4 separate regions of the Homo sapiens genome follow, and regions 2, 3 and 4 are each linked to region 1. Evidence: chromatin loops called from intact Hi-C (ENCODE). Cell type or tissue: A673. All regions are shown on one strand. Links, peaks and the distances in the headings refer to the core of each region. The heading gives the core; the rest is flanking DNA. Region 1 has its middle 89 kb from the start of ESM1. Region 2 has its middle 100 kb from the start of LINC02998. Region 3 has its middle 12 kb from the start of HSPB3. Region 4 overlaps ARL15 (ARF like GTPase 15).

Evidence for each region. Peaks named below come from ENCODE experiments on the same cell type or tissue, not always from the same donor. Only the 100,000 strongest peaks of a DNase experiment are listed, where the experiment ranks them.
Region 2: it touches region 1 in a loop (2.1-fold over the local background); 5 of 110 quality-filtered maps call a loop at or near these places.
Region 3: a loop joins it to region 1, with 3 times the contacts of the local background. A loop is called at or near these places in 5 of 110 quality-filtered maps.
Region 4: it touches region 1 in a loop (5-fold over the local background); 11 of 110 quality-filtered maps call a loop at or near these places.

The regions. Positions count from the first base shown.
Region 1 is chr5:54,892,221-54,900,000 of GRCh38, reverse strand. No RefSeq gene overlaps it. Among named protein-coding and RNA genes, the nearest start is that of ESM1, 89 kb to the left of the region's middle. RefSeq lists a silencer at 172-329. In A673, for the core only: a CTCF peak has its summit at 4,057 (motif pointing right); DNase peaks (open chromatin) are centred at 4,090 and 4,610; H3K27ac peaks cover 1,114 bases.
Region 2 is chr5:54,841,185-54,848,964 of GRCh38, reverse strand. It overlaps the pseudogene CSPG4BP. Among named protein-coding and RNA genes, the nearest start is that of LINC02998, 100 kb to the right of the region's middle. In A673, for the core only: CTCF peaks have their summits at 3,396 and 3,595 (motif pointing right); DNase peaks (open chromatin) are centred at 3,234 and 3,634; H3K4me3 peaks cover 905 bases; H3K27ac peaks cover 3,692 bases.
Region 3 is chr5:54,439,862-54,447,641 of GRCh38, reverse strand. No RefSeq gene overlaps it. Among named protein-coding and RNA genes, the nearest start is that of HSPB3, 12 kb to the left of the region's middle. RefSeq lists enhancers at 6,822-6,881, 7,158-7,659. In A673, for the core only: a CTCF peak has its summit at 4,197 (motif pointing left); a DNase peak (open chromatin) is centred at 4,161.
Region 4 is chr5:54,239,774-54,247,553 of GRCh38, reverse strand. The region is part of intron 1 of ARL15 (ARF like GTPase 15); the gene reads left to right. Among named protein-coding and RNA genes, the nearest start is that of ARL15, 67 kb to the left of the region's middle. In A673, for the core only: a CTCF peak has its summit at 3,890; a DNase peak (open chromatin) is centred at 3,873.

The DNA.
Region 1 (7,780 bases), core at 1,925-6,924:
GAACAGAGAGAGGAAGCTAGCTCTCTGGTCTCTCCCAATAAGGAAACTAATCCCATTAATGTGGGCTCCATTTTCAAGATCGAATTACCTCTCAAGGCCCCCACTCCTAATACCATCACATTGAGGGTTAGGATTTCAGCATTTGAATTTGGGCAGGGAGGTGGGGGAGAAGGCCAGACATTTGGTCCATAACAAGGGCTTTGGATACACAAGTAAGGCTGAAACCCAGGGGGCCCCTCAGAACCAGAAGTATGAATTTGGGAGTCCTTTCCATGTAGTACTTCAAACCATGGGGCGGGAAAAAATTTGTAGATGGAGAAGAAGAGAGCAGGTAGGGCTGAGCTCTGAGTGCAGAGATGGCTTAGAGGACATGGAGCTAGCAGAGGAGACTAAGCAGGTGCAGTCACTGAAGTGGGAGGTTAACACAGAGCCTGTTGCTTTATGGAAGCCAAGAAAGGAAAGGATTTCAAGGAAAGAGCAGTCAGTTTGAATGCTACTGAATGTAGGGCGAGATGAGAACAGAGAGTACCATCAGGTGTGGTGATTGGCGCTTTCTGCTCTCATCTCATCCTACCTTCAGTAGCTCAGCAGGAAACAGAAATTATACTGCCCTGATTGAATGGGTGCAAAGAGAAGGGGACATCATGTGCTTCAAAGAGTTGGATCAGAAGAGTTGGGGGGAAGTTAGGTATGGTGAAGGGACTATAATATCAGGAAAGGGATTTTTAGGATTAGAATATCCTTTTTAGCTGGAAAAATAGAGAGGGGGATATTGAAGATTGCAGGAGAGAAAGAAAAAGAGAGAGAGAGACGCCTTGAAGAAGCAGAAGGGAATGGGATCTAGAGGCAAGTGGAGGTTTGCCCTGAATAAGTAACTCTAGTGCCTGTAACAAGATGCCGGGTGCAGGGATGACGAGGCTGGGTTGAGGTTGGTCAAAAAGAGACTAAACTCCAAAAGAGGTGAGAAAGCGGAGACAGTGAAAGGAAATGACGCTTTCCAAAAGAAGACTTCTTTCTCTGTGCTAAAGGAAAGGATACATGTTGGGCTACGGAAATGGGATGGAATTTGGAGTTAAAACACTTGAGTCCCAGGATTGAGACTCATCTTAAGCTACTGAGTGTAGCTTACCTGCCCAACAGATTTTTCTGAGGGGAAAAAAGGGGCAATTCACCTACTCAAAAGAATCAAGATGTAATTATTTTCTTAGAATATCTCCACAATTTGATCATGAGGGCTTATCAAAATTTCATGAAAACAGACATTGCATGAATACTCTTAGTATCCACTTATTCATTCATTCATTCATTCCACAGATAGTCATTGAAAACCCATTATGGCCCAAGCACTGCTGCAGGCATTGGGGTTGCTCAGTGACCATACCAAGTCTCTGCCACATAGAGTTTACATTAGAGTGGGAAGGAAAACTATAAATAAGGATCTATGTATACCAGATGGTTATCAATGTTGTGGAGAAAAAGCAGCTTATGCAGAATGGAGGAGCTGTTATCTATGGTGACTATGGGAGTCCTCACCAGTTAGAGTACATTTAAGCAGAGACAGCAGCATGGGACAAGCCATGAGGACGCAGATGCTCCTCATTTTACAATGGGGTTATGTCCCTAGAAGCCCATCAGGAACCTCATAAGCCTATCATAAGTTGAAAATATTGTTAGTCAACAGTGTGTTTTCAACTTACGGTATTTTCAATTTACAATGGGTTTATCCAGATGCAACCCCATCGGGAGCTAAGGAGTGCACTGAATGTGCATCACCTTTGCACCATTCAAAGCAGAGACATTGAATGTTGAACCTTGCTAAGTTGGATGCTGTCTGTATTATAAGCATCACAAGCAGAGGAAACTGCAAGTGTAAAGAGCCTGTGTCCTTGGGGTGTTTGTCTACTATGAGATTGACTCTTCTTTTATACTCCACTCCAGACATATGTGGCATCTTTTTATTCCTCAGAGCTTCAAGTTTGACAAACTACTATATAGAAAGAAGAATTAATGTCTAGTGAAATAATACATTGCTAAAGTTTGACTAGGAAAAGTATGTAATTGCCACTCCTCCCATATGGCCCTTTGAAGTTTGCTAATTTAGGACTATAGTATTTGCATCCTCTAGTAATCCCTAGATTTCCCCTTCCCTGACTACCACAATATCCCCCAACCTCCGCCTATGAATTACAAGATTCCTGCACCCCTCTTGATGCATAGGGCAATACTCAGGCGGTGGAGGAGGGGATGGAGGAGGGGATGTCTTTGGTTGTATCAGTATGTAAAGAAAGTCTGCAGTTTTCATGTGTTAAGGGTCTGGGTTGTGCTGTTTGCTAGACACCTAGATACTTCCTTCCCTCCTTCCCACAGTGCTGTCCTTATGGTAAATTCTGAGGCTGTAACCTCAGAATATTTTCCACAGAGCAGTAAATGAGAGGGAGGTGATAGAAGGTCAGAGGTGGGTGCGGGTCACTCAGGGCTTTGTAGACCATCGTCTACAAAGAGCACTGGCTTTTCCTCTGAGAGATACCTCAAACCACAGTGTTTAAGATGTTCTTACCTGTGTGGAGGAGGAAGCATGGATAGATGCCATTGTCCCCATGCTACCCAATCACCAGAACTCTCAAATCTTAAGTATCTCTAGCCTGCTACTTCACCTGCCTAGAAAAACCCCAACCCTGGATCAATACTATTTGCATCTTCTGGGTCTGATGTGGGGTCTGCATTACAGGAGAAAATGCCACAGTTGTGCAGGCTGACGAAACACAAATCTTGCCCTTGCATGCACACGCGCGCGCACGCGCGCGCACACACACACACACACGTAATAGAGTGACCATATAATTTATTGTTCCAACTGGGACATTGTTGAGAATGAATAATTATAACAGAGCAATAGCCATAAACTAGGACTGTCTTGGACATACCAGGAGTAATGGTCAACCTACTCATAAACAATTGTACATAACAGGGGGAAAGGGAAAGTTCAGACCAAGGATAATTCCAAACCTTCCAGGCTTGTGTTATGCCCATCTACATTTTGCATGCCATTCCATAGAGAAAATTGAAGCTTCCAAGCTCAGTTTCTTGTACTCTGACCTATAAACTTGTCATATATTCCAAATTCATCCTCCCTTCCTCCCTTGTTAAGGGTAAACCTCCACCTGCCTCTGGACTCCATTCCCTTCTGCCTCTTCAAGGCATCTCTCTCTCTCCCTCTCTCTGGTAATCTCCAATATCTCCTTCTCTATTTTTCCAGTCTAAAAGCATGCTCTAATCCTAAGAATCCCTTTCCTGATATAATAGTTCCCTCACCATAGCTAACTTCTCTCCTACTCTTCTGACCCAAACTCTGTGAAGCACATGATGTCTCTTTCTCTTTGCACCCATCCAATCAGGGCAGTATAATTTCTGTTTCCTGCTGAGATAATAAATCTACTTTCATCAAGGTTAGCTCTATAGCTGTAGCCTCCAAATGGTCAAAAACACTGGAAAATTTCCATCCTTATCTTACTTGACGTCTCGTGATGCCTTTAGCATTGCTGAGTGATTCTAAGGGACATTCATGACTTCCTCATCATCCATGGTTCTCTTGGTGCCTCTCTTAGGCTGCTTGTTTGTTGTCCCCTCTGTGGTCAATCACCACCAGTTGTTGAGTTAATATCACATAAAAATACCGGTGGAGAATCTCCAATCTGAAAATCTGCAATCTAAAATCCTCCAAAACTGGAAACTTTCTGAAGGCCGACATGATTTCTCAAGTGGAAAATTCCACACCTTACCTCATGTGAAAGGCAATAGTAGAAAATGCAGTCAAAACTTGATTTCATGCACACATTAAAGTTATTGTATAAACTTACCTTTGGGCTATGGGTATAAGGCATATATAAAATACAAATGAATTTCCTGTTTAGACTTGGGTCACATCCCAAGATATCTCATTAGGTACATGAACATATGTTAAAATAAAAAAAAAATCTGAAATTTGAAACACTTCCGATCCCCAGAATTTCAGATAATGGATACTCAATCTGTATAAACATTTGGCTGTGTCTACTTCCTGCAGATGGCACCAGAGACACAGGATCATAAGCAGGTGGACCGAGAATTGGCTGTGGAAAAGCACGCAGTTCCTAGCTACTCTGCAGGCTGAGGTGGGAGAATCATTTGAGCCCAGGAATTCGAGGTTACAGTGAGCTATGATCACACCACTGCACTCCAGCCTGATTGACAGAGTGAGACCCTGTCAAGAAAGAAAATGAAAGAAAGAAAGAGAGAGAGAGAGAGAGAGATAAAGAGAGAGACAGAAGCAAGCAGTTCTCTTTATTTCTGACTTGAAAACACTCAGATCTCTGAATCTGGAGGGGCCAGGGAGGTCTCTTTAGTATACATTTCTTTCCAAGTCTCACTCAGTTGTGGGACGAAGGTAGGACTGAGTCATATGTGTAAATTGTATAACAAGGAGGCAAGACAGCTGTAAATGATTCTTTAGAAAGCAGAATGCAACAATTTTAAATCAATTTTCTAGTTTTAAGATAGCTGAAAATAGTTTCCTGTGGCTTCTTGTACTTCTTTCACTAGGATTACTAGAGGCAGCTTTGTGTTAGAAATGCAAGTTCAGCAGAAACATGTCTTCCCCTAATGAGGCTTGGTGCCTGCTGGTATTATGTCTGAGCCCCTGGGGCTGCTTCATGGGGAAGGGTAGTAGAGGCACTCTCTGGCTTTCCAGTGGCTGAGAAGTTCACATATTAAATGGCCTAAACCACCAAGGGTTCCGGATGGGTCCTAAGTCCATATAGACCTTGTGGCTGGGTTTGTGGGGAGCAGTTTACCACTCAGAGCTGGCCATGTGGGCCCCCTCATTGCTCGATGGGTGGCTTCCCCTCACAGCCTGTGGACTGAGGAAGACTTGATTCTGAGCAAAGCTAAGCAGCAGATGAGACAATCAGAAGCAGAGGGCTCTCCAGTTGTAGGGAGTTTATAAGAATTCCCTTTGTGGCTACAGACAAGAGCCATCTTTGCATGTTCTGTGTTGCTGAAAGTGCTCTGTAAATGTTCATTTGTGATGGCCCGAAGGTTCAAGTCATCATGGAATGTCAGAGCTGGCAGGGACCTCAGAGACCAATTAGCCCAGTCTTCTAATTTTATTTAAGAAATGTTTCAAAATGCAATAGTGGTTCAACCCCCATAATTGCATCAAGACATATGATATAAAAAATTTTTACATTCCTAAAATGGCAAGCTATTTGTCACTGGCAGTGAAACAAGAAGTGATAACCAGGTAAAACATAAGGGTTTTTAAAAGTTAAATTCCTCAAATCTATATCACACCATCAGCTTCCAGAACTTCTCCACTCCTCTGTTAACCCATTGCCAGCTGATTTTGTCCTCACCCTCTACAGAAAATTTTCTTTCTTTTTAAAATTTTTATTTTAGGTTCAGTGGTACATGTGCAGGTTTGTTACACAGGTAAACTTGTATTGCAGGGTTTGCTGTACAGATTATTTTGTCACCCAGGTGTTAAGCCTAGTGCCCAATAGTTATTTTCTCTGATCCTCTCCCTCTTCCCACCCTCCACCCTCAGGTAGGCCCCAGTGTCTGTGATTCCTCTCTATGTGCCCATGTGTTCTCATCATTTAGCTCCCACTTATAAGTGAGAACATGCAGTATTTGGTTTTCTGTTCTTGCGTTAGTTTGCTAAGGATAATGGCCTCCAGCTCCATGTTTCTGCAAAGAACATGATCTCATTTTTTATGGCTGCATGATATTCCATGGTGTATATTTACCATATTTTCTTTGTCCAGTCTACCACTGGTGGGGATTTAGGTTGATTCCACGTCATTGCTATTGTGAATAGTGTTTCAGTGAATGTGTGCATGTGTTTTTATGATAGAATGATTTACATTCCTTTGGTTATATACCTAGTTTTATAGGATTGCTGGGTTGAATGATAGTTCTGTTTTTAGCTCTTTGAGGAATCACCACACTGCTTTCCACAATGGTTGAACTAATTTGTATTTTCACCAGTAGTGTAAAAGCATTGCCTTTTCTCCTCAACCTTGCCAGCATCTGTTATTATTATTATTATTATTTTACTTTTTAATAGTAGCCATTCTGTCTGGTATGAGATGGTATCTCGTGGTTTTGATTTGCATTTCTTTAATCATTAGGGATATTGAGTTTTTTTTATTATGCTCATTGGCCACATGTATGTCTTCTTTTGAAAAGTGTTTGTTCACGTCTTGCCCACTTTTTAATGGGTTGCTTGTTTTTTTTCTTGTAAATTTGTTTAAGTTCCTTATAGATGCTGGATATTAGAACTTTGTCAGATGCATAGTTTGCAAACACTTCTCTCTCATTCTCTAGGTTGTCTGTTTACTCTGTTGATAGTTTCTTTTGCTGTGCAGAAGCTCTTTAGTTTAATTAGATCCTATTTGTCAATTTTTGCTTTTGTTGTGATTCATTTTGGTGTCTTTGTCATAAAATCTTTGGCCATTCCTAGGTCCAAGATGGTATTGCCTAGGTTGTCTTCCAGGGTTTTCATAGTTTTGGGCTTCACATTTAAGTCTTTAATTCATCTTGAGTTGATTTTTGTATATGGTATAAGGAAGGGGCCTAGCTTCAATCTTCTGCATATGGCTAGCCAGTTATCCCAGAACCATTTATTGAATAGGGAGTCTGTTCTCCATTGCTTGTTTTTGTCAGCTTTGTTGAAGATCAGATGGTTGTAGGTGTGCGGCCTTATTTCTGGGCTTTGTATTCTGTTCCATTGGTCTATGTGTCCGTTTTTGTGCCAGTACCATGCTGTTTTGGTTACTGTAGCCCTGAGGCATAGTTTGAAGTTGGGTAGCATGATGGCTCTATCTTTGTTCTTTTTGCTTAGAATTGCCTTGGCTATTCAGGCTCTTTTTTGGTTCTATATGAAATTTAAAATAGTGTTTTCTAGTTTTGTGAAGAATGTTGTTGGTAGTTTGATAGGAATAACATTGAATCTATAAACTGCTTTGGGCAGTATGGCCATTTTAATGATATTGATTTTTCCTATCCATGACCATGGAATATTTGTCTGTTTGTTTGTGTCATCTCTGATTTATTTGAGCAGTGTTTTGTACTTCTCATTGTAGAGATCTTTCACCTCCCTGGTTAGCTGTATCCCTAGGTATTTGATTCTTTTTGTGGTGATTGTGAATGGGATTGCGTTCCTAGTTTGGCTCTTGGCGTGGCTATTGTTGGTGTATAGGAATGCTGGAATGATTTTTGTATGTTGATTTTGTGTTCTGAAACTTTGCTGAAGTTGTTTATCAGCTGAAGGAGCTTTTGGGCCATGGCTATGGGGTGTTCTAGATATAGAATCACGTCATCTATAAACAGGGGTAGTTTGACTTCCTCTTTTTCTGTTGGGATACCCATTATCAGAAATAGTTTTCAAGGTGTTATCAGAGACCACCCAATGGGCTCTTCCCAGGTTTATCTCTGGGACCACAGTCAGTCCTTGAAGCTCTCTACTCTTTTAACTTCAGAGACCCAGCACTGTCCTAGTACTTCTTCTCTCTCTCTCTGACTATACACCACCCTTCTGGTGACTTTAGGCTTCATGAACCAGCCCCTGGATAAGCTGAAAGCAAATGTTCAGGATGTTTCTAAATGCCAAATCTTTGATCTGGGCTCTGAATTCTAAAATTGGCAGAAAGATAGGCCTACCAGCCTTACCCACAATATTATACTGTAACCAGAAGTGGCTGGAATCATAGTTTGACATATTAGTTTAGTTTTTCCTTTTGTG
Region 2 (7,780 bases), core at 1,367-6,366, 50 kb after region 1:
TGGGAAGTGAGGAGCCATAGGCATGTTAGAGGGAAGAGCACTCGAGGCAGAAGAATGATTAAGGGCAAAGACAGTGAGTCTGGAGCGTGTTTGACGACATGGAAAGCTCATGTGACTGGAGCAGATGGAGGGAGGAGGAGAGTGAATAGATATCTCTCCATGGTGAGAGTTGATTTCTGGGCATAAGGACCCCCCAGCGCCAGACAGTTTTGTTCCACAGGCCTTTCAGAGATAATGACAGGGAAGCAGGCCAGCACTTATTGACCCCCTGCTAAGACTCAGGCTCAGTTCTAAAAGTATCACATAAATGATTAAATGATTTCTCGTTTAATTCTCTCAATGACTCTTGAAATAAAATGAAGACTGCAACAGACTTGGGGCACAGAAAGGTTAAGTTACTTGACCAAAGTCATATGGTTAGAAGAGCGGGCGGGTCTTGTGGCCAGGATGTCTTTGCCCAGAGCCCCCACTTGCAACCTGTGGCGTGGGCTGTGAAATTAATTGAGTCAGAACCAATTTTTTAAAAAATTAAATAGAATGGGTAGTATCAGAATGTGTTGTGTATAATGAGGGTAAATATTGTTTTTTGTGAAAATTTTGCTTCATATATATAGAGTTTTAAACACACACACATAAGAATATATATATGCATACTAGGTTGCTTTGAAAAATGTATTCTTTAGTTTTGGTATTAATGAAAAAACATTGTAAGCTACTGACCTAGCAAAGCTAGATTCTTTTGTAGATATGAATCACACATTTTTTCATCACTCCACCTGTTTCTGGGATAATCTGGGATAATAATGTTTATGGGATTGAGTCAAGTCCCAGAAGTTCATCTACTAGAACTTCTATCCACCAGGACACTAGAAACTGGTACTATAGAGTAGTGCTAGAGTTGACACAGCCTATAACAAGCCCCAAGTCCCGCTTTATCAGGATACATTACCACACGTAAGAGGGCTCTGTGTTCTAGGTGGGGAGTCAGGTTTGTTGCCCTCAGCTTTGAAGTCTCCTTGTGACTCCTCAAGGTCCCAGCCCTGCCTGCTGGTTAACCCTGACTGCCCTTGACCCTGCGCCTCTGCCTTGTTCGTTTCAGCAGGAAAGGAGGTTGGGATGGAAGTACCAGCCACACTGTCTGCAAACCTGACTGATCCACTTTATATACTGCTGTTGTGGCCCAAAGTTATGAAGGAAGAAAAATAACACATTATGAAATTTTAAATATTCCAAGAAAAAGGGATGTAGATTAGGGTGTATAATCACAGTGTTGCTTTCCTTGTGTCTACAGTATAATGTGAATGAAATTGCTGTCAGGATTTTAGAATGATGAAGTCTTGTGCACTGAAATTTTATGATTTAATCACAATGGCTATTAACAATGTCAACATAATTTAGACTTGATGAAAAAGAGCCAAGAGGCATCCAGGAATTGGCCTTGCTGATTTTGATAGCCTGTGTAGGCAATTTATGACATTTAAGACATCCTTTTATTATTATTATTATTATTATTATTATTATACTTTAAGTTTTAGGGTACATGTGCACAATGTGCAGGTTAGTTACATATGTATACATGTGCCATGCTGGTGCGCTGCACCCACTAACTCGTCATCTAGCATTAGGTATATCTCCCAATGCTATCCCTCCCCCCTACCCCCACTCCACAACAGTCCCCAGAGTGTGATGTTCCCCTTCCTTTGTCCATGTGTTCTCACTGTTCAATTCCCACCTATGAGTGAGAATATGCGGTGTTTGGTTTTTTGTTCTTGCGATAGTTTACTGAGAATGATGATTTCCAATTTCATCCATGTCCCTACAAAGGACATGAACTCATCATTTTTTATGGCTGCATGGTATCCCATGGTGTATATGTGCCACATTTTCTTAATCCAGTCTATCATTGTTGGACATTTGGGTTGGTTCCAAGTCTTTGCTATTGTGAATAGTGCCGCAATAAACATACGTGCGCATGTGTCTTTATAGCAGCAAGATTTATAGTCCTTTGGATATATACCCAGTAATGGGATGGCTGGGTCAAATGGTATTTCTAGTTCTAGATCCTTGAGGAATGCTCACCATCACTGGCCATCAGAGAAATGCAAATCAAAACCACAATGAGATACCATCTCACACCAGTTAGAATGGCGATCATTAAAAAGTCAGGAAACAACAGGTGCTGGAGAGGATGTGGAGAAATAGGAACACTTTTACACTGTTGGTGGGACTGTAAACTAGTTCAACCATTGTGGAAGTCAGTGTGGCGATTCCTTAAAACATCCTTTTAATATCTGCCCCTCATTTTTTATTGGAGTGTGGTATCTCTTTTATCCACTAGAATGTGTAATAACAATGGCAAATGAGCATAGAAACTTTCTGGAAAGACTGTGTGTATTGATCAATTGCAGAGTGTTCTCATAAATTGATAACCTTTAACATTATTAAATAATTTTCACACATCAGGTGTGTTTACTTTTTTGTGAAAGCTAATAGATATAGCATATGCATTTTATCAACATAGTAGAGCCACGAGAATGCAGTTTTCAATAACATAGTTTCTCCAAAGCTATGGTTACCAGTTACTTCTTTCCAGGCAAAGTTTTAAACTTAGGAGATTATTTCAGATGATGATGTTTCTTATTTCTATATTTCAGAGCATATCAAACAGTAATAATAACAACCATTTACATGGTCCATTACATGGTCCTAATGATAGTTATTACTTACATAGTACTTACAGTGCCTGGCATTGTTCTATGCGCTTTACATTTACCCAGTGAATCTTCAACAACTCTCTGGGATATGATTTTTATTTTAAAGATGAGAAATCTGCAATGCAGAGAGGCTTTGACACTTCTCCAAGGTCCAAAGCAGAAGGGCTGCTGGTGGACAGCAAGTGGCAGAGCTAGAATGCGAGTTTGAGTTTGGCACCACAGTGTTCTCTCACTTCTTCCTTCATAGTTAGCGAAGAAGCTCAAGGACCTGGTGAAGCAGATAAAGAGAGTATTGCTCTTATTCCAATTTTAAGAAGGTGGAATTAAAGATCAAGAGGTTAAGCGATTTGCCCAAAATAACAAAGTTAGTGGCAGAGTCTGGGGCAAAGGCAGTTATGCAAATGCAAATGTGATAAAGTCTTCAGATTCAGTGCTGTTTCTGACTTTTCAAACAGCATGTTCTCAAGACATTCGGATTATCCTGCATGATGACTCACTCTCCCTACTTGTCATCTGGGCCTGGAGGAGGTGGCAAGAAAGTCTGTCTGCAGCCTAAGTGGGAGAAGAAGGTGGGAGCGTGGGGGATAGAGTTGCTGATAACATCTCAGACTCTGGAGGGAGTTCATAGCCAGCAATCAGAATGTTAACCTCTGTGTCCCACCATTTAAAACACACTTCTTTCTCCTGACAAATTAAAACATTTCCTTAAGCCACAGTTCTTTCAGCTGATCTCCAAGGTCATTCAATGGTACAAGAGATCATTTGTGTCCCAACAAACTGGAATTGGGAATTGGAGTTAGGCCATCTTGGGTGAATCCTTTGCATTTTACTTTGAAATATATTCTACTGAGTATTTTTGTATTCAAATATGATCAGTGAATTTTGTGCATATCTGATAAAACATATTTTTGTCCACAAGGGGGCTTCATTTTCCTATTTTTCAAGTTCCTCTTTCAGTAATACTATACATTTTGTTTTGTTGTTTTTATACTGAAAATAGAACCATTTGCTTGCTTTTGAGAAATACTTGTCATCACTAAAAGGAGCTTTGAGAGCTGGTCACAGTAGAAGAATTAAGGCAGCAAAGTTTGAAATGCCAATTGAAGCTCTCGGGGGACCAACAGTGGGAGAGTGAATTCATGAGCATTTCACATCCCTCGTATGAAACGCAACAAAGGTCTAGGCTTTGTTGTTTTTGTTTGTTTGTTTGTTTGTTTGTTTTTGAGACGAAGTCTTGCTCTGTCACCCAGGCTGAAGTGCAGTGGCACGATCTCGGCTCACTGCAACCTCTGCCTCCAAAGGTCTGGGCTTTTAAATATTAAGTTTACAACTAGGATTAAATGGGATCACAATTAGGTTTCTAAATACCACTAAACTCTTCTTAAAGCTAAAGGTCAATTTAAAAATTATTATTCCAGGTTTGTGTTATTTTCTGATATTTATGCTTTGAACTATTCTTTTTTGGGCTTTGGATCACTTTAAAATCTGAATTCAAATTGGGGGTCTTTGTTTTCCTTCTCCTCATCTGCCTGAAGTTTCCATTACCAAGCACTGGGCACTAAATCAGGCCTTACCTGAAGCAATGGGGTCGTTAATTGAACTAAATTTGGTTTGAGTGGAAATGAGACCTGAGGCTACTAGATCTTGTTTTGAGTGGCAGGTTTTCCATTTGTTTTGGAAGATGGTATATTTCAGAGGCGAGAGGGAGGGAAAGCAGTGTTCCATAGCAGAGTAGCTGCAGTGGAAAACATGCTTTGTCCAGCCTTGGTGTGTATGGCCTTGGAAAAAATGATTGTTTCTACAAGTCACGAGAAGAGAAATGGCAGCACATTTCCAAGTCAGCTGGAGCTCTAGAAGAAATGAGGATGAGATATGTGGATGGATTAAAAAATGTAAAAAGTGAAAAACCAGAATGAGTGGGCTTGGAATTTTGTTAAACAGTCCAACTTGCGCATTTTATTATAGCCTTTCTGTGGGTTTAAATGAAGGCCAAAACCTTATTATTTGAACGTTGTATTGATTCGCATTTCTGGTAGCTATTTAAAAGCTGATGTCCTTAGAGCTTAGTGCTGCAAAATCTTCAGTAGGCATATTCAAATGGCAAGATATAGGCATGTCCATCAACAACACAATTATTAAACAGATAAACTATTCACCCCAAGTTATGAAAGAATGCTGGAAGATTAAACAAAATCTGCAGTACATGTTATAGAATAGCCTCAATAATGGCAATAATCACACTCTAAGTGACTTTTTGGAAATACTAAAAAGTCACATCTGTCCTCAAAGCCAAATCTGATGAAGAAGATGGGTCATATAAAGCTAATATTTATTGAATGCTTACTATGTGCCTGATGAAACAGTTCTAAACACTTTTCATATATTAAGTCACTCAGTCTGTGCAACAGCTCTATCATTTCTAGTTTACTGATGAGGAAATTAAGGCAGAGAGAGGTTAAGAAATGTGCCCAAGGTTATATAGCTAGTAAGCAACAAAGCAGTGACCCAAACCCAGGTGGTTTAACTGGACAGAAACTAAATCAAGCATTCTTGAACAACCTGAAAATATTTAAAAGAATTTCAAGTAGTGCTATTGTTATTGGCACATGTTATTTTTCAACATAACTACTTTGAGGAGTTAAACATTGGTTTGGCAGTGTAAGTTCGTGTGTGTGTGCATGCGCATGTGTATATATGTGGAGTATGTGGGTATTTATTTATGTATAATTACTTTATGGTCTCATCTGTTAACTTTTAAGAAATTAAAGGATAATTCACAAAGTAGTTTTTTTTCCTGTGTTATCAGTAGTTGGTGTATTAGAAGGAAGCAGAATGGATTATCTTCCAGCCCCATTATGCCTGACATGAAAACATAGGAATCTTATATACTTTCTGAGTTTCCTGTCTCAAGTTCTGTTTAGTTATTAGATGATGCCATCCATCATCTAATTGGAGTAAGTTATTTCACAAACTGCTCTTTCTACTGAGGGAAATGGTTCTCTTTAACTGGAGAGATCATCTATTAAGTCATTTAGGACTGAATTTTTAAACAAGTTATGAAAAAGCGTAGAAGATGATAAAGTTCTTATGCATGGGTATGTGCACATGGTGTTTCTGTGGGTAAGAAAAATACATATAAATACAAATACAGATATAAATGTGAAATTTGAGTTAGTGACAAAACTACTTGTCTTTAGTGTTAGTGAAGTATCCTGTGGCTGCATGATTAGAGAAACTCAAAACAGCCAAATTCCATCAAATGTGATTCAGTGTCCATATAAACATTTTAAACCCATGTTCAAAACTGAACTCCTGATCTTACTCCCCAAATCTACTCTACATTCAGCTTTCCTTATCTCAACTGATGGTAACCCTGTCCTCGTTTCTGAGGCCCAAACCATAGAGTCATTCTCACCGCCTTTCCTTCTTTCACACCTCGCCAAATTGAAATAGCCAGAAGCTCGGCTGGTTTTGTCTTCAACAGACACCCAGAATTTGGCCACTTCCCACCACCTCTGCAACTTCTGGGGCCACTCTCTTCTGTCATCCTTCTCTGGAATTATTGTAGTCACCTCCTAACTGGTCTCTCTGCCTCTACCTTGTACCTCCCAGAGTCTATTCCTGATACAGAAGCCAAAGGATTCTGTGAAAACATGAGTCTGACCAGGTCACTCCTCACCTAAAACTCTGCAATGATCCATCATTGCACTCAAGGAAGAACCAGAGTTTTTACAGTAGCGTTCAAGACCCCGAACAATATGACAACCTTCATTATGTTTCAACTCATCTCCTTTTACTCTTCATCTTGCTTATTCTGCTCCTTCCAACTGACCGATTTCCTAGTCTCCCAACAGATGAGGCCTGCCTTTGGGCTGTTTCCTCTGCCTGTATGGTCCTCCCCTAGATATTTACATATTCACTGGCTCCCTCTTCACCTCCTTCCAGTCTTTCCTCAAACTGAACCTCATACTTAACATTTGCTCACTCCTGAGGCCCCCCTTATCTTGCTTTATTTTTTCTTTTTTTTCATAGTGCTGTGACTTTTTTTTGACACATTGTTTAATTCATTTCTTTATTATGCCATTGTTTCTTCTCTGTGTCCCTTTGTCCCTTCCTGCTGGAATGGAGGCTCCTGAGAACAGGACTCTTTTTTTGGTTACGGATGTATAGCAAACACCCAGAACATTGTCTGGAAGATAGTAAATGCTCAATAAATGCTTGATGAATCGTTAAATTAAGATGTTTAGGCAATGTAAATAGATTTTAAATGTAATTGGAAAATAGGAACTAGTACTCAGATACAATTGTAGATGTGTGCTATCAGCACAGCAAACATTGCAAGGCCATAAGAACAAGATATTTGTGTTCTTGCAAGACAGGTAGGACAAATAGGATAGAAAAATATGCAGTGTGTGTGTGTTTTTTTTCCCTCAACCATTTAAAAGCTAGTGAAATAATTTGCGTCTTACAGCAATGAATGGAAATCCTTAAATCAATCCTATGAGATAGGTTCTGAATTATCTGAGACCCCATGTAGAGTATCCAGCATGTGCCATGCACACAAAAGGTGCTTAGTCATCATCAATTTTTGGTGTTTTTCTACATTATACAAATGTACATGCACTTCACATAATGAAATTGGATTAATTATGAATCCTATTTCTTTATTGAAACCTCATAAACCTCATAAATTAACTAAACACTACTTCAGGCTTTGTATTTCACCTGACATTTAATTATACATCTGTTTCAAATGAAGAAACTTCATGCTTTAAAAACTCTGGTGAATTGCTTTGGATTTTAAATCTTTGTCCAAGGAGACAGGACGTCATTGCTATCCAGTTTACTAATGTGATGTGATTGACATTGGTCCTCAAAAGATCTGTGATTCTCTTCTTTTTAAGGTGTTGATGAATTCTTTCACTGAGATGACCAGTGGTGACCTCTGTGCAGAAGATGGGGACTCCTCTCCACAGGACCTGGCCTACTGGGTCACTACACCCAGCAATGGGCATTTGGCTCTTAAGTCCTTTCCCAGCCAAAGCATTCAGAACTTCTCCCAGGCA
Region 3 (7,780 bases), core at 1,317-6,316, 450 kb after region 1:
CTGCTACCTTATATGGCAAAGACTTTACAGTCATGATTAATAAAGATCTTGAGATGAGGAGGTTATCCTGGATGATCTGGCTAGGCACCAAATGCCGTCACAAATGTCCCTATAAGAGAGAGGCAGAGAAACACAGAGGAGAAGGCAATGGGAAGAGAGAGCAGAGAGGATTGGAAGATGCAGGCCTTGAAGATGAAAGCAATGCAATTACAAGCCCAGGAATCCCAGCAGCCATTAGAAGCTAGAAGAGGCAAGAAACAGACTATCCTCCAGAGCCTCCAGAGAAAGCACAGCCCTGTCAGCTCCCTGCTTTTGGACTCTGGGCCTCCAGAACTGTGAAAAAGTCCATTTCTGTTGGTTAAGCCATCAGGTTTATGGTTATTTGTTACCAGAGCCACAGGATATGAATACAGATACCCTCACCCTCTGACACAGATATTAGCTAGGATGCTCAAAATGTGTTTTTACTTTAAGCCTTGACCCAAACATTCCTCCTCCCTGTAGAGTTCCCATATCGCTTCAGCTGAAAGCAGTTTTGCTGTACTTGCTGGGTATGAGGTCCACCTGGCACCTTAGGTATAAACTTGTGGATCTCTTTTACGCATTGTTAAGCGAGACACTAGGCTAGGAAACATGAGAGATAAGAGTTAGTGTTCAAGAACTAATACAGGAAAAAAGCTTTGGAAGATTCTACTCATTGAATTGGTATCTAATGTGCTCATGAAACTTCAGGGCCACAAACTCTGAAGGGACTATTTATAAGATTTTTCCTTCTGGGACTGTCATGATGGAGTCAGGTTCATTAGGCACTGCTCAGGGACTGGAATGTCAGCAACCAGAAGTTAGCAGGTGGAGCAAGCCCCACTGTGTTCACTTTGCCTCCCCTGAGTCCCGACTGCTGGGCTCACCAATGCACCCATACTCAGGCTCAGCTCTGTTCCTGCTACTGAGTTGATTGTAACCAAAGCAAACAAATCATCAACAGCCTCAGCTCAATCTCATCAGGACTGGAAATGAATCTAGCCTGCCAGACTCTGTGGCATAGCTTCAACAGCTGAGCATCTGCCTGCGCTCTCAAATCTCCAACCAGATTCCAGACCGGAGCCACTCGTACTCTTGGAGTTGGTGCAATTCATAAAGCTGAACATTTGGCCAAGATTTTCTCCTCTGTTTGCTTTCCCCCCAGCCAAATTCCACAGTCCCTCTAAAGGCCTGGATCCTGCCCTGAACTGAGACTTCACTGGTGGTTGGGGCAGTGGTATTTCCTCTAGAGTCCATTTGTTCTTTTTACGGAGATAGATCCTAGTTCTGTGCCTTCAATCTGCTAGCCATGTGTGTTAGTCAGGGTTCTCCAGAGAAACAGAACAAATAAACTGCAAATATAGAGATCTATAAAAGGAGATTTATTGTTGGAATAGGCTCAGGTGATTATGCAGGCCAAGGCATCCCATAATCTGCCATCTGCAAGCTGAAGAGCTAGGAAATTCAGTTCAAGTCCAAAGGCCTAAGACAGGGGAACTGATGCTATAACTTCCATTCCAAGGAGTCTGAAGGCCCAAGAACCAGGAGCTCTGATGTCTGAGGGCAGAAGATGGATGTCACAGCTCATAAAGAGAAAGAACAAATCCACCCTTCCTCCTCCTTTTTGTTCTATTCAGGCCCTCAAGGGATTGACTGATTGCCACCAACACTGGTGAGGTTGATCTTCTTTTTTTAGTCTATACAGTCAAAGACTCATCCCTCTGGAGACACCTCACACACATACCCAAAAAGAATGTCTGACCAGCTATCTAAGCATCCCTTAGCCCAGTCAAGTTAACACATACAAGTATCGCACAAGGCTCCTGCCAGACTGTCTGACTTTTGGACTTAGGGATTCTAGCCATCCATGCCTCCTGCTTCATGGAGTAATGGTCTGTAAACATCACTTGAGCAGCCATGCCCTTTGACTAAGTAGTGGAGACTGTAGTCTCAGCCAGTGAGAGCAACTGGGTAGCTTCCACAGTTACCTACCCTGCGTCAGCCTCCTTTTCCTGACATTGACTTCTGAGCACCAGTGCGCCTCCCTTGTAAACCTGCCAAGTCTCTATACCTAGGCCCATCTCATCTCCAACAGATCCACTTCTTCGTGGTGGTTAAGAACATGGAGTAAGGGGGTCTCCTTCGATGTGTTACTTCACCTGAGAATGTTTCAACTTCTCTAAAATGGGTATAACTACAGAACATACCATCCAGAGATGTTGGAAAGATTGAATTTGATTCTGGCCATAAAGTATGTTCTCTATGAGGCACTGTGCTAAGTGATCTATCGGGGGGAACCAGCCCCCGATATTCAACATGGGTCCTTTTCTATTTTCCCTAAGTGTCAGTCAGTCTGAGAAATAAAGGGAAAGAGTACAAAAGAGAGAAATTTTAAAGCTGGGTGTCTGGGGAAGACATCACATGTCAGCAGGTTCCGTGATGCCCCCCAAACTGCAAAACCAGCAAGTTTTTATTAGTGATTTTCAAAAGGGGAGGGAGTGTATGAATAGGGTGGGGTCACAGAGATCACACGCTTCACAAGGTAATAAAATATCACAAGGTAAATGGAGGTGGGGCAAGATCACAGGACGGGGCAAAATTAAAATTGCAAATGAAGTTTCGGGCATGCATTGTCATTGACAACATCTTATCAGGAGACAGGGTTTGAGAGCAGACAACCAGTCTGATCAAACTTTATTAGGCAGGAATTTCCTCATCCTAATAAGCCTGGGAGCGCTATGGGAGACTGGGGCTTATTTCATCCCTTATCTACAACCGTTAAGAAAAAAAAAAAAAAAAAAAACAGACGTTCCCAAAGTGGCCATTTCAGAGGCCTCCCCTTAGGGATGCATTCTCTTTCTCAGGGATGTTCCTTGCTGAGAAAAAGAATTCAGTGATATTTCTCCTATTTGCTTTTGAAAGAAGAGAAATATGGCTCTGTTCCGCCCGGCCCACAGGCAGCCAGACTTTAAGGTTATCTCCCTTGTCCCCTGAACATCACTGTTATCCTGTTCTTTTTTCAAGGTGCCCAGATTTCATATTGTTTAAACAATTTGTGCAGTTAACACAATCATCACAGGATCCTGAGGTGACATTCATCCTCAGCTTACAAAGATGATGGGATTAAGAGATTAAAGTAAAGACAGACACAGGAAATCACAAGAGTATTGATTGGGGAAATGATAAGTGTCCATGAAATCTTCACAATTTATGTTCAGAGATTGCAGTAAAGACAGGAGTAAAAAGTTATAAAAGTATTAATTTGGGGAACTCATAAATGTCCATGAAATCTTCACAATTTACGTTCTTCTGCCATGGCTTCAGCCGGTCCCTCCATTCGGGGTCCTTGACTTCCCGCAACAGTGATCAATATATATAATGTTTCTGTTGGTTTCTCCAAAACATAAGCAGTCTGGACACTCGAAAAGTAATTTGTTGTCTATCAAAAACTGCAATCCCACTTTGGGAGGCCGAGATGGGTGGATCGCTTGAGCCTAGGAGTTTGAGACCAGCCTGGGCAACATGGCGAAACCCCATCTCTACAAAAAAATAAACCAAAAAAAATAACTAGGTGTGGTGGCATGCATCTGCAGTCCCAGCTACCCGGGGGGCTGAGGTGAGAGGATCACTTGACCGACGAGTCAAAGGTTGCAGTGAGCCAAGATTGCACCACTGCACTCCAGCCTGGGTGACAGAGTGAGACCCTGTCTCAAAAACAAAACAAAAACTATAATCCTTTTTCTCAGCTAATCTTTAGAATTTTCATGAAAAAGCATATAAAGCTACTTTTCTGGGGAAATACAGGTTACTGAAACACAGACGGTACATAAATGGAATAAAATATAAAGTTTTAGACACAGAAAAATGTTTTTTACTCTGTCACTGAGTGTTTGGTGCAGGGTTTCCACCCCTCAAAATAGAACCAATACAAGCATCTGTCTTTGGTCCATTTTAACATTCCTTTATGAAGAGATGGTTTCTATGCTATCATAAGCTCCTTTAAGTTGCAGGCAAAAAAGAAAGGCATGACATGTTAGTTTCAGACTTAAAAGAAGCAGAGATGTTCTCAGGATCTGTACTGGGCTGTAAACCTAATTCCAGATGTAGTGTGATGTGGTGTCTGAAAGTGAAGCCAAGAGGGGCTTTCTGGTTTATGTGATAACTGCCCTCTGGTGGGAGAGGCTAGAATTTTACTGATGAAAGACTGGTTCTTTAATAATAACTGAGATTCTAAACAAATAATTCTTATTCTTCTTGTCTTTTGACTTTATTTTCCAAATAAAGATCCCCATATACTGAGTCCATTTCACTATTTGGTCTGACTAGCTTTTAAATTACTTGTATTATATGGGGTGGGAGGTGGCAGGCTTGGGGAAACAAAAATTTCTTTAATGCCTAGAATCTTATTCCCTATTTGGAAAATTTTTGAAGGGTAAACGTTGAACCCAGGCTTTCTGATTGGAAGCTACAAAGCACAAATTATGCTGGTTCTTTCTACATGCATATTCTGAAAGAGGCATCTTATTAGTATGATGAAAGAAACCTTTTTTAAGGGACATAAAGACCTAAATTTGAATCCTCACTCTGCCTTTCACCATCTGCTTGATCTAGGGCAAGTCACGATCTCCCTAAGCCTTCATTTCTTCTTCACCAGTAAAATAAGGAAAATATGTGTATCTCTTAGGTTGCTTTGAGTGTTAGAAAAGAGACGTAAAACAGTAGAGCCTGGCACATAGTAAATGTTCAATACATGTTAGATATTATTATTTATAGTATGTAACAGGATGCAAACTCTTTGGAGAAAAAGCTGACCCACTTCAATTCCATTATGGCTATTTTTAAAAGAATAGCATGTAGCATTGCCCACATTTCTTTAAATATTAGTCAAAGCCATGGCAAATATTAGATGTTACTGGATAACTACACAAGCCACAATTTCTACACAGATGAGGTTCAGACCAAGCTAGCACTTGGGAAGGAATGCACTAAGACTTCCCTATCACACTAGAATTACCTTTATCAGCTGTGATCAAATGATATTTATTCTTTTTCTGCAATTTACTTTTAAGCCCTTTGGTGATATTAACATTACTTTTTAGTTGCTGAGCTACTAAGCTTGAGAAACTCAAGTCTGCTTTTTAACCTGAGGGAAATTCCAAGGAAATACTTGCTATGGCTTGCTCAGAAGTGGTTCTTGGGGCTTTAGGAGTTATTTTTCCACAACATAGTTTAACTGAGAGATCAGATAAGGACGTCAAGATAAAGAAAATGTAGAATTGGAGATACTAGGGCAGAGAGTAGAGGGAAGAACTGGCAATCAAAGGCAAAGGTAGGAGACAGGAGTCCTAATGAGTCTCCTAACACCGGGTAGATGACCAAAACCTCCATGAACCCCACTTCTCAGCTGGAAAATAGGGCAAGGGACTGAACTACATTTACAAAGTCCCTTCCAGGTTAAAAAAAAATGAAGAAAAAAGAAAAAATCCACTTGAGTATCATGTTAATTACACATAGCCTGCCAAAGTGTTCTCAAAAACATTATCATTTTATTCTGTGTGCACCCACTCCCCAGCCCCAGCAACTCCCTTTCCATTCATTTCATACCACCAGCCAGGGTTGCCTTTTCTCCAGCACTAAAGACTGGCAGAGGGGCAGGTGATTCAGAAGCACTTTGTTTTTTCTTTGAGACAGGGTCTCACTCTGTTACCCAGGGTGGAGCGCAGTGGCACAATCACAACTCACTGCAGCCTTGACCTCCTGGGGTCAGGTGATCCTCCTGCCTCAACCTTCCAAGTAGCTGGGACCACAGGTGTGTACCACCATGCCCGGCTAATTTTCTTTTTTATTATTTATAGAGACCAGGTCTCACTATGTTGCCCAGACTGGTCTCAAACTCCTGGGCTCAAGTAATCCTCCCTCCTTGTCCTCCCAAAGTGCTGGGATTATATAAATGAGCCACTATGCCTGGCCCATAAGCACATTTTTATCTGAGGACCCTGCCATCAGATATGAGGAGTTAATTAATTGGAGGGAAGGCATTTGTCCTTGGGATGTTATAAGGGAGATTCTTGTCATTTCCCCACACTCTTGAAAAACCCATCTTGTATGCCCCCTTGACTGAAAGCCTGATCCAATAGCACTATGGCCCTGGCATGCGGCCCCAACCCCTGTCCAGTGAGTGGACCCAGGGCGGACCCTTGACCGGAGATTTGGAATTGAGATTCTGAGACTTTAGGCCCTTATTGGGGCATGAATTAGGTGTGCATTAGGCCCTTTAACTGAGGTCTGCATGGAGTTCAGGCGGCTATTTCCTGCCATAGGAAGGCCAAAGCAGGGCAGACCACACCAGCCTTCATGTTGGCCTCACTGTCCTGGCTCTGTAGCGAGCAGCAGAAACAGGGCATCCCACAGCTTCGGGGAGAATAGTTGCCTTAGAACTAGGAATTGCCCAGAAACCAAAAAATTGCCAAGAGCCAATTCCCAAGCCATTATCTGCCCCTGTGCTCTGGGAAGTAACACTTATATCACTGGGATACAGTTCTGTTTATTTCTAAAGCTGGACTGAATAGGTTTCTGTTAGCCTTTAAAGAGCAAATACATACTGGCAGAAGAGCATGAAGAAATTTATTCTCGTGCTCAAACCCCAAAAAGCTCATGACTTGAAGTAATAACCCTCAAATAAAGACATTTCAGACACCAAGATGAGCTATTGGAAACATATTTTAGGGCTGAAGGGTCTTCTTGGGGTCCTTTAAGTCCACAGGCAGCTTCCTGTGCTATCTTCCTGGTTTCGGTGGGAATTCTAGAGGAACATGCTTGGGCAGGCTCTTTATGTCCTTTGCAAAGCAAACAGGAACTAAGATCTAAGATCTCATACATGAAAAGAAGTGAAACTCAAGGTGGTATTTTTATAGCCTAGACTTTGAAAAAGCTGTCTTTGGAGGCCCTTCTGGAGGAAGAATGAAGGCTCATGCAGCTGATGCAATCTGCTCCATGCTCACAGCCCATCTGCTATTCGGGGTTTTTGTTTTTTGATTTTTGCTTTCTTTGTCATTCCACTGTTTGAGATACGATCTCGCTCTGTTGCCCAGGGTGGAGTACAGAAGCACAGTCACTCCGTGCTACAGTAGCACAGAGGCTCACTGCAACCTCAAACTCCTGCGCTCAAGTGATCCTCATTCCTCAGCCTCCCAAAGAGCTAGGATTCACCACACCCGGCCCCATCTGCTGTTCAAGTCTCAATGACAGGTGGCCTTGCGTGATGATCAAGAACATAAGATACGGTCACCTGGGTTCAAATCCTGACTCCACTCTCAACCTGGACAAGTTACTGAATGCCCACCTCGCTGTGTTCTTTTAAGATCAAAAGAGACCATGTATGGAGTATCCAGTGGGTTCCAGACACTATTCTGCATAGTTTTACATGAAAATGAAAGCTAGCATGTATGCACGTAGAGTACCTTAGCTTATTGATCACAAGAGGAGTTAGAGAGACCACTAAGAAACTGGGGCTTGTGGGGTGTGGACACATGCACAACCCATGCGTGGTCCTACGATTCTAGTACCCAGGACCAGCAATGAAGGGAGTTAATTAAAATTCATTTTAGAAACTCACAACCTGCAACAATTTCTCAGTAACAATCAAATTAAAAACCCTAATGATGTGTTTACCACTACAGATGCTCCTCGACTTAGGGGTTATGTTCTGATAAACCCAGCATAACTTAGATATATCATAAGCCAAAAATGCGCTTAGTAT
Region 4 (7,780 bases), core at 875-5,874, 650 kb after region 1:
GTTTTGGAGTTTGAAAACAGGGCTTTGCAGAGGAAATGGGACAGTGACATTTGTTTTTTGTTTTGAAGTTGTTGAGTTTAGCAGAGTATGCGTTCATAGGGTGTGAATTGCAGGATGTAGTTCTGGGGTCCTCCCTACCAGCCGACCCCACATCAAGGTTATTCTGGGAAGCCTTATCCAAAGCCGACTATAAAATATGGGGCTGAACATTGTCAAAAGGCTAAACAGGAAACAGACATAAATAACTATTCAATCTTAATTCAGTCCTAGCTACTTTCTCACACATATTTTATAATGTGTTTTAAAAAACAATTTCCTTAAAAAAAAAAAACAAAACTTTAACTCCTTAATTTCTAGGTTACTTTTAATAGGAAATTATTCATCTTCATGACTATCCAGTGGCATCATCCCTTTGGCAGAGGGCAAATTACATTCAATAATATCCAAGATACAAAAGAAATTTTTGGAGAAAACAAAAATGCAAATTATTTTAATTTGAATTATTTATCTTAGAGATTTTATCATGTACATTTATACAGTCTTTGCTGATAAGGAGCTATAAATCCAATAACTGTAGCATTTCTCAACCTTTTCATCATTATGCTTCCCCGACCATCCTGGGCTTTTTAGACATTTTTTTCTTAATCACCCTCTCCCTTATGACATTTTAATACCACAGAGATACTGTGTATATGTTTTATGTACTCTGTGTGTGTGTGTGTGTGTGTGTGTGTGTGTGTGTGTGTGTGTGTGTGTATGCATGCTTTGTATATAAAAAGAGGTTTTGCCTCTTAAGCAGGAGGTGGTGAGAACCTAAGCTTGATGAAAACATGTGAATAAAAGAAAAGTTACTTGAACTTGGTGATGGTCGCAGGAATAGAGAGAAGGGGGCAGTTTCAAAACACATGTAAGAGATAAAAGCCTTGTCTGTGTATCATGTGTGTTGAGTCAGGGAGATGAAGGAGTGGTGAGGTAGATTCCCCGTCTCTGGCTGGGTGCCTGGGATGGTGGTGGGCATGAGGTGCTGTGAAGTGGGATAGAGAATTTGGGAGGAGGAACATGTTTGGGGGAGGTTAGTTTTGGACATGTTGAGTTTGAGGCATCCATGGGATGTCCATGTGGCTTTGTACAACACATAGTTTCTGTGAGAGTCTGAAGCTTGGGGGATAGGTCGGGGCTACAGAGCAAGAGCTTTGAGAGTGTCTTCTGAAATGTAGGGAGTGGGCAAGTTGTCGGAGGGATCGTGTAGATGAGAATAGCTTCATGTTAGTGAAAAGAAAACCCAGAATAAGGGCGCATAGAGGAGTTTGTAGACCCTTATTTGTGAAGTTTACCTTAAGGGAAATATTTTAATTTGACAGAGAAAAAGAACAGGAGGAAGAAGGGAAGGCAGTTTTGTTTCAAAAAAAAAAAAAGTGAGTGAAGATCTTTATAGACTTTCTAGGACACACCTAATATTTCTGGGATATTGTTATGATTTAAGGGATTAAGGCTCAGAAATCTATCAATGACACTTCCCCTGGGTGGATATACAATGAAGAACTGACAAAAGGGTGCAGTGTTGATAACTCTTTGAACTATTTTAATTACCCTGTGAATTGGATACAATATTATCAGAAAGGGGCTTACCATAGAATTATGATGGACTTCAGAAGTCCACATCCTAGGCCAGGCACAGTGGCTCGTGCCCGTAATCTCAGCACTTTGGAAGGCCGAGGTGGGTGGATCACTTGAGGTCAGGAGTTCAAGACCAGCTTGGCCAACATGGTGAACCCTCGGCTCTACTATAAATACAAAAATTAGCTGGGCATGGTGGCAGATGTCTGTAATCCCAGCTACTTGGGAGGCTGAGGCAGGAGAATCACGTGAACTCAAGAGGCGGAGGTTGCAGTGAGCCAAGATCGCGCCAGTGCACTCTAGCCTGGACAGCAGAGCAAAACTCCATCTCAAAAAAAAAAGAAGTCCCCATCCTGATTTCACAGAGCAAGAGTGCTTAGGACCCAGGGAGCATTTTTGAACTTGCCTGAAGTTACATCATAGCCAGTCAGCAGTAGCACCAGCTGGTACCTGAGTCCAGATCACCAAGCTTCTGTTTTGTTCTTTTGTTAATACATCAGATTGTCTCTTTTAAGAGATTTTAAAAATTAGAATTCTGTTAATTCAAAAAGTGTCTGCTCATTTAACCTGAAAGAAGTTTTTAAAAGTTTTCACTGAAGTCTGATTTCTGCCCAGTTGAATAAGGCAAGCAAGGTGTGACTATTTGTTTGACACATACTATTCCATAGATTTTCTTTTTCGTAATTCCTGCTAAGATTCAGTGGTTACTAATTACAAATCCATAATTACTAATTTCTTGTGATTATTATAAAACATTCTTAAAGATTTCTTTGAGAGATTATTTTAAAGAAGTAGGATAAAGGAATAGAACATTATCATGAAGTTAAATTTATAAAGATGTCAGGAGGGAAGATTGAAGTTAATGCAGGCAGCCCCAAACATAATTATACCCAGACAGAAGAATATTCCTCTCCCGCTGAATTGATTCTGGTTACATAAAGAAAATTTACTTGGGATCATTATTAGAGTATTTTCTTCATTTTAGAAATAGCACACATTGAAAATTAATATTGATATTAATATTAAAATTATACTTTTAATTTTAAAATTTTCAAATTTAAAAATGCTGAAAACACCAGTAGTGCTATTAATTTTTAATAAATGCTGATGATTAACCTTCTGATGTTTTTTTTTTTTATGGCTACCTTTTTCTTTGTTTACGTAATGTGTGGAATTAGGGAAATCATTAATGGTGATAATGATGGGGAGGGACAGTGCTGGAGAGAGGCAGATAGTGTCCACCTTGGACTCAATTTCCAGAGCCTGGTAGAATGGCCTTTCTATCAAATTGCATTTCTGATTTGAAAGCCCATTACTTTATATTTATAACAGGAAGTTATGGTATTGCTGCCAGTCTAGATGATTCTTTAGCTTGACCTTTATTGTGTTTGATTTTGTGATTTCACCTTTTTTTCCCGTTTTAGAAAAACTTTTGGGTGTATACAGGAGAGAATTCCTTCCCGTGTTTTAGGGAGTGGTATTAAAATACATTCATTTTGTTCAGTAGTTCTGTTCCATACTTCCTACAGATAAAGACCCTTTCTGTGTGATTGTGAGACTTTTGAGGTTGAGCGTGGTTTCTCTAATGGTATTTGACATGAAAAACTTCATAAAATTCATGAAGCTACTTAATACACAGGTCTGTGAATTACATTAGTTTGTCAGTTATTTTTACACACTCATTTACTAATATGAATAGTACAGGTAGTGGGTGTTTCTCTTTTGTAAACTATTTTGTACATTATTAGTTATGGGTGAAATCTAGAATTTTCACTTATAGGGATGCTATTTTAGGGACTTCTTATAGAATGATAAAATTGTATTGCTGAAGGAAACGTTCATATTATTACTTAATCTAGTTTTGTCATTTTATGGAAACAGGCCCAGAGAGGGAAGATGACTTGTCTAAAATCTAAGAATTAGAGATTTGTGCATAACTGCTGGGATACTTGCTCTTTGATCGTTGCTCAAATTCCAGCCCATACTTGCTCAGTCCTAACTTTGAGCTTCTTTAGAGATTGGTCCGAATCTCTCACCCTTACATCTTGGACAAGGTGGCAACAGTCACTGCAAAATTTTGTGTGAAATCTCTAGATCTTAAATGTCTGTGACAAATGTTAAGAAATTGTGTGTCAAGCAAAATACTTTAGAGGCCAATGGGCCACATGTTTTTGATATCAAGAGATTACACACAAAATTTGTTTTCTAGCTTCTTTTGAAAAATCAGAATTGGGAAGATGTATTCATGAGTGACTGCTGCCCCCTTTGGTTGGGACTCGTTCCTTCAGGTTCATTACATGGTCATCAATAACCATTTCCTTGGTCCCTGCTTTTGTCTTGTCTGGACTCTAAGCATTTGAATTTTTAGTATTATAAGAAAACTTAATACTTTACTATCAGTCACCACATACATGTGTTTCTATCTGTACTACGACTTATTAAAAGCCTTTTATCAATAGCCTCCATTTTGGAGGGGGGGATTTCAACTGGTGCCTAGACTAGCAAGGATTTGTTTATAACACAGTCTGTGCTTATGAGGAGAATACAAAGGGCGGATAATTTCAGCTTGTCAGCTTGAATATGTTATATTTATACAAATAACAGGCTTTTGAGTTTTCCTAGATTACATCTATTTACAGAAGGCTGTAATCAAGGTTTAGCAGCATATTTTCAGGAATTCTTTGGTGCATATTTTCTCAAAAGATACTACCAGGACAGTTTCATGACACTAATAATAGTTTTATAGAAATGATTTGTCATGTTGTTTTTAATGGCCTGCCACCTCCTTTTAAAATCTTTTTGAATCTGTCTATTCCTAAGCAGGTAATAATATTCTATTATTGTTGATACTTGGAGATGTAATCTTCAAATAATTAAATGATTCAAAAATTGTTGTAGCAATGTTTACAGGAGGATGTTTTTCATACTGGGACAGGCAATCACATTTTTATGTTGGTAAGATTGTCTACATCTAGGGATTGGTATTCAGATCTTGATTTATATTCTCTATATTGAAAAGGTATGAGCAAAGAGATTTTTTTTCCTTTGTGCATTTTGCAATTTTAATTTCATTTGGAATGCTCTAAGGAGGTGTGTTCGTTATAATTTTTGTTTGCAGCCCCAAACTGTAAACTGACCTAGGAAAAAAAGGGGTAAGTGCAACTTTAGGCAGTTCTGTATTCAGAGGCACGAGCGACATCATTCAGTTGACTTGCTTACCTAACCCCGTTTTCAGGTCCGCCTCATTCTATGCTGTCTCCATCTTCAGAAGAGGCTTCCCTTCCTGGTGGCAAGATGGCTGCCGGGAGCTCTGCGTTTGCATTCTGGCCTCTCAGCAACCCTTCCAAGAAAATATTTGTTCCCAGTAGTTTCAACAGAAGTCTTATTCTAGAGTCTCATTTCCTCTGATTGTCTTGGCTTAGGTTATGTGTCCTATTCATGAACAGACCCTGTGACCAGGAGGGTGTATGAGACTATGATTGGCCAGGCCTACATCCATGCTTATCTTCGGAGTTTGAGGTTGCTCATCCCGGCCCAAATCACGTGGACTGAGTGGGAGTAAGTGGTCCCCTAGGACCAATCAAGGCACTGTTGAAGAAGAAAAGTATAGAAGGCCTTTCCCTATGCAGGATTGTAAAAATACTTCCCTATATATTCCCTAAATATTTGTTATTATTGCTGTTATCATTATTACTTTACCATTTAGCCCTTCAAACCATCTGGATTTAACATGTAACTTATAACTTAATTGTGTGTGTGTGTGTGTGCGTGTGTGTACGTGTACAGGTTAAAAGTGATGCAGGAGAAGAAGAGGGGCACATAGGTCCCTCAGGAGGCATTGCTGGGCCATCTTGCTAATCGAGGCAGGTAAGGACACCGTGAATTGGGTGTTTACCCAGGCTGTGTGCAGTGTTTGACTAGGTCATTCAGCCCGATTTCTGCCTTTGTATGTGTCTCAGGCTATACGTGAGGCTATTCCTTTATACTTCTGTCAAGTCCTTTATGACTTAGATATTAAGATTAGCCTTAAAAGAAATACAGATTCAAAATTATTGCTCTAGTTGGTCCTCAAACTCAGTGGATGACAGAGCCCCCAGAAGTTATGGCATTCTTTCTGCAACATCCTGAAATCTTGAAAAAGGAGAACATTTAATATGACTTTTTGTCCATTTCAAGATGTGCTCATGTTTTTTAAACCTTAGGTGCTTGCTACATATCTTGTCTACACATGCCTATTATATAAGGAATCGGATTCAACACGGAATTATATAATTAGTTATTTTTAAGATGACCTACTCTCATGAGTCATAACAAAAAGTTGAATTATGTTGAATGTATTCTACTTAAGAAGGTAGCAAATTATATAATAAACACTATTATTTTACCTTTCATTGAGAGAGTATTATTTGAGAAGCACATTAAAAATCATGTGGTCTTGGAAAAAAGAACCTATGAGTAACTATAATTATCTCTATAGGTAAAGAAATAAAAGACAAAAAGGCTGAGTATATTACATTTTAGAAAGAATATTCTTATGTAGAGTGGTTTATTTCCTTATGATTCTGAATAATAATGACATACAGGGTGATATTTTTACTACCACAACCATTGGGTGAATTATATTTAGATTACTCTGGTAATCTGGATTAGGGATTTTTTAGATGTTAGGTTTTTTTAGGTAATCTAGGTTACCAGGGTAATCTAAATATAATTCTGGTACTGGTTGTTCTGCTGGCTTATTTTTTCTTTCTTTCTTTATGGACAGAACGGTATAAACATAGGCAGGCTTATTTTTAGTAAAATAGTTAAGAATTGGGACTTTGATTAAGTATCATTATATAGTATTAAGCATCATTAATAATTCAGAAGTTTGGAGACTTTGTTAAAATGACTGTTTATTTATTGTCAGATTACTGATGGGATGTGAGTAATTTCAGAACTCATTTAGTACCATATCTAACTAGTACCAATTGAGTACTTTTTATCTGAAATGCGTGGGATCAGAAGTGTTTTGGCTTTTGGATTTTTGCAGATACTTTAACCGTTTGAGCATCCCCAATTCAAAAATCTGAAATCCCAAAACCTTCAATGAACACTTTCTTTGAGTGTCATGTTGACGCTCACAAAATTTTGGATTTTGGAGCATTTCAGATTTCGGAGCTTTGTGGATTTCGGAGCTTTGTGGATTTCGGATTAGGGATCCTCAACTTGTATTTTGAGAGGATTTCAAATCATGAGAAGGGTCCTTATTGCGAAGGCCAGTCTTTCACATGTTCACCCAGTTTTTTGAGTGCCTGGCACAATGCTAGGCATTGAGGATTTGATGGTGAACCAGAAACTTCCTAGTCTAGATGGCAGGGAGTGGGAATGGTGTTGGTAAACTCCTAAACGAACACTTGCAATACAGTATGTTAGGCAACACAATCTTTTAGGTGTTGTGAAAAGGACATAAGTAGGTTTCTGTGCAAGCGTGGATCAACGATACTTGATGTACCTTACAGTGGGACTTTTGATCCTTTTTAATTCTGCAAGTGTCCCCACTCTACCTGCATGTATACTCAGACATGTGCTTGTGGAAAATATTTTTTAATTTGAAGTAAATTAAAATTTTGATGATTTAATGACACCTTTTGAGCCAACTGATGACTTGAATATTACAAAGCAAAAAAAAAAAAATTATTGGCGATGTGTTTTTTTTTTTTTTATTTTTGAGATGGAGTCTCGCTCTGTCGCCCAGGCTAGAGTGCAGTGGCGCGATCTCGGCTCACTGCAAGCTCCGCCTCCCGGGTTCATGCCATTCTCCTGCCTCAGCCTCCCGAGTAGCTGGGACTACAGGTGCCCGCCACCACACCCGGCTAATTTTTTGTATTTTTAGTAGAGATGGGGTTTCACCGTGTTAGCCAGGATGGTCTCGATCTCCTGACCTCGTGATCCGCCTGCCTCGGCCTCCCAAAGTGCTGGGATTACAGGCCTGAGCCACCGCGCCCGGCCGATGATGTGTTAGAATTAAGTTCTACTCTCCAGTGAACAACAGTTCAAACAAGTTAGAAAGTTATTTCTGTCCCAGGGAAACAGACTTGCAGGTAAATAGTCTAGGGCTAGTATGGGGATTCCTAACCTTCCAGGACCCAGCCTCCCATCTCGTTGCTTCACCATCTGCAAT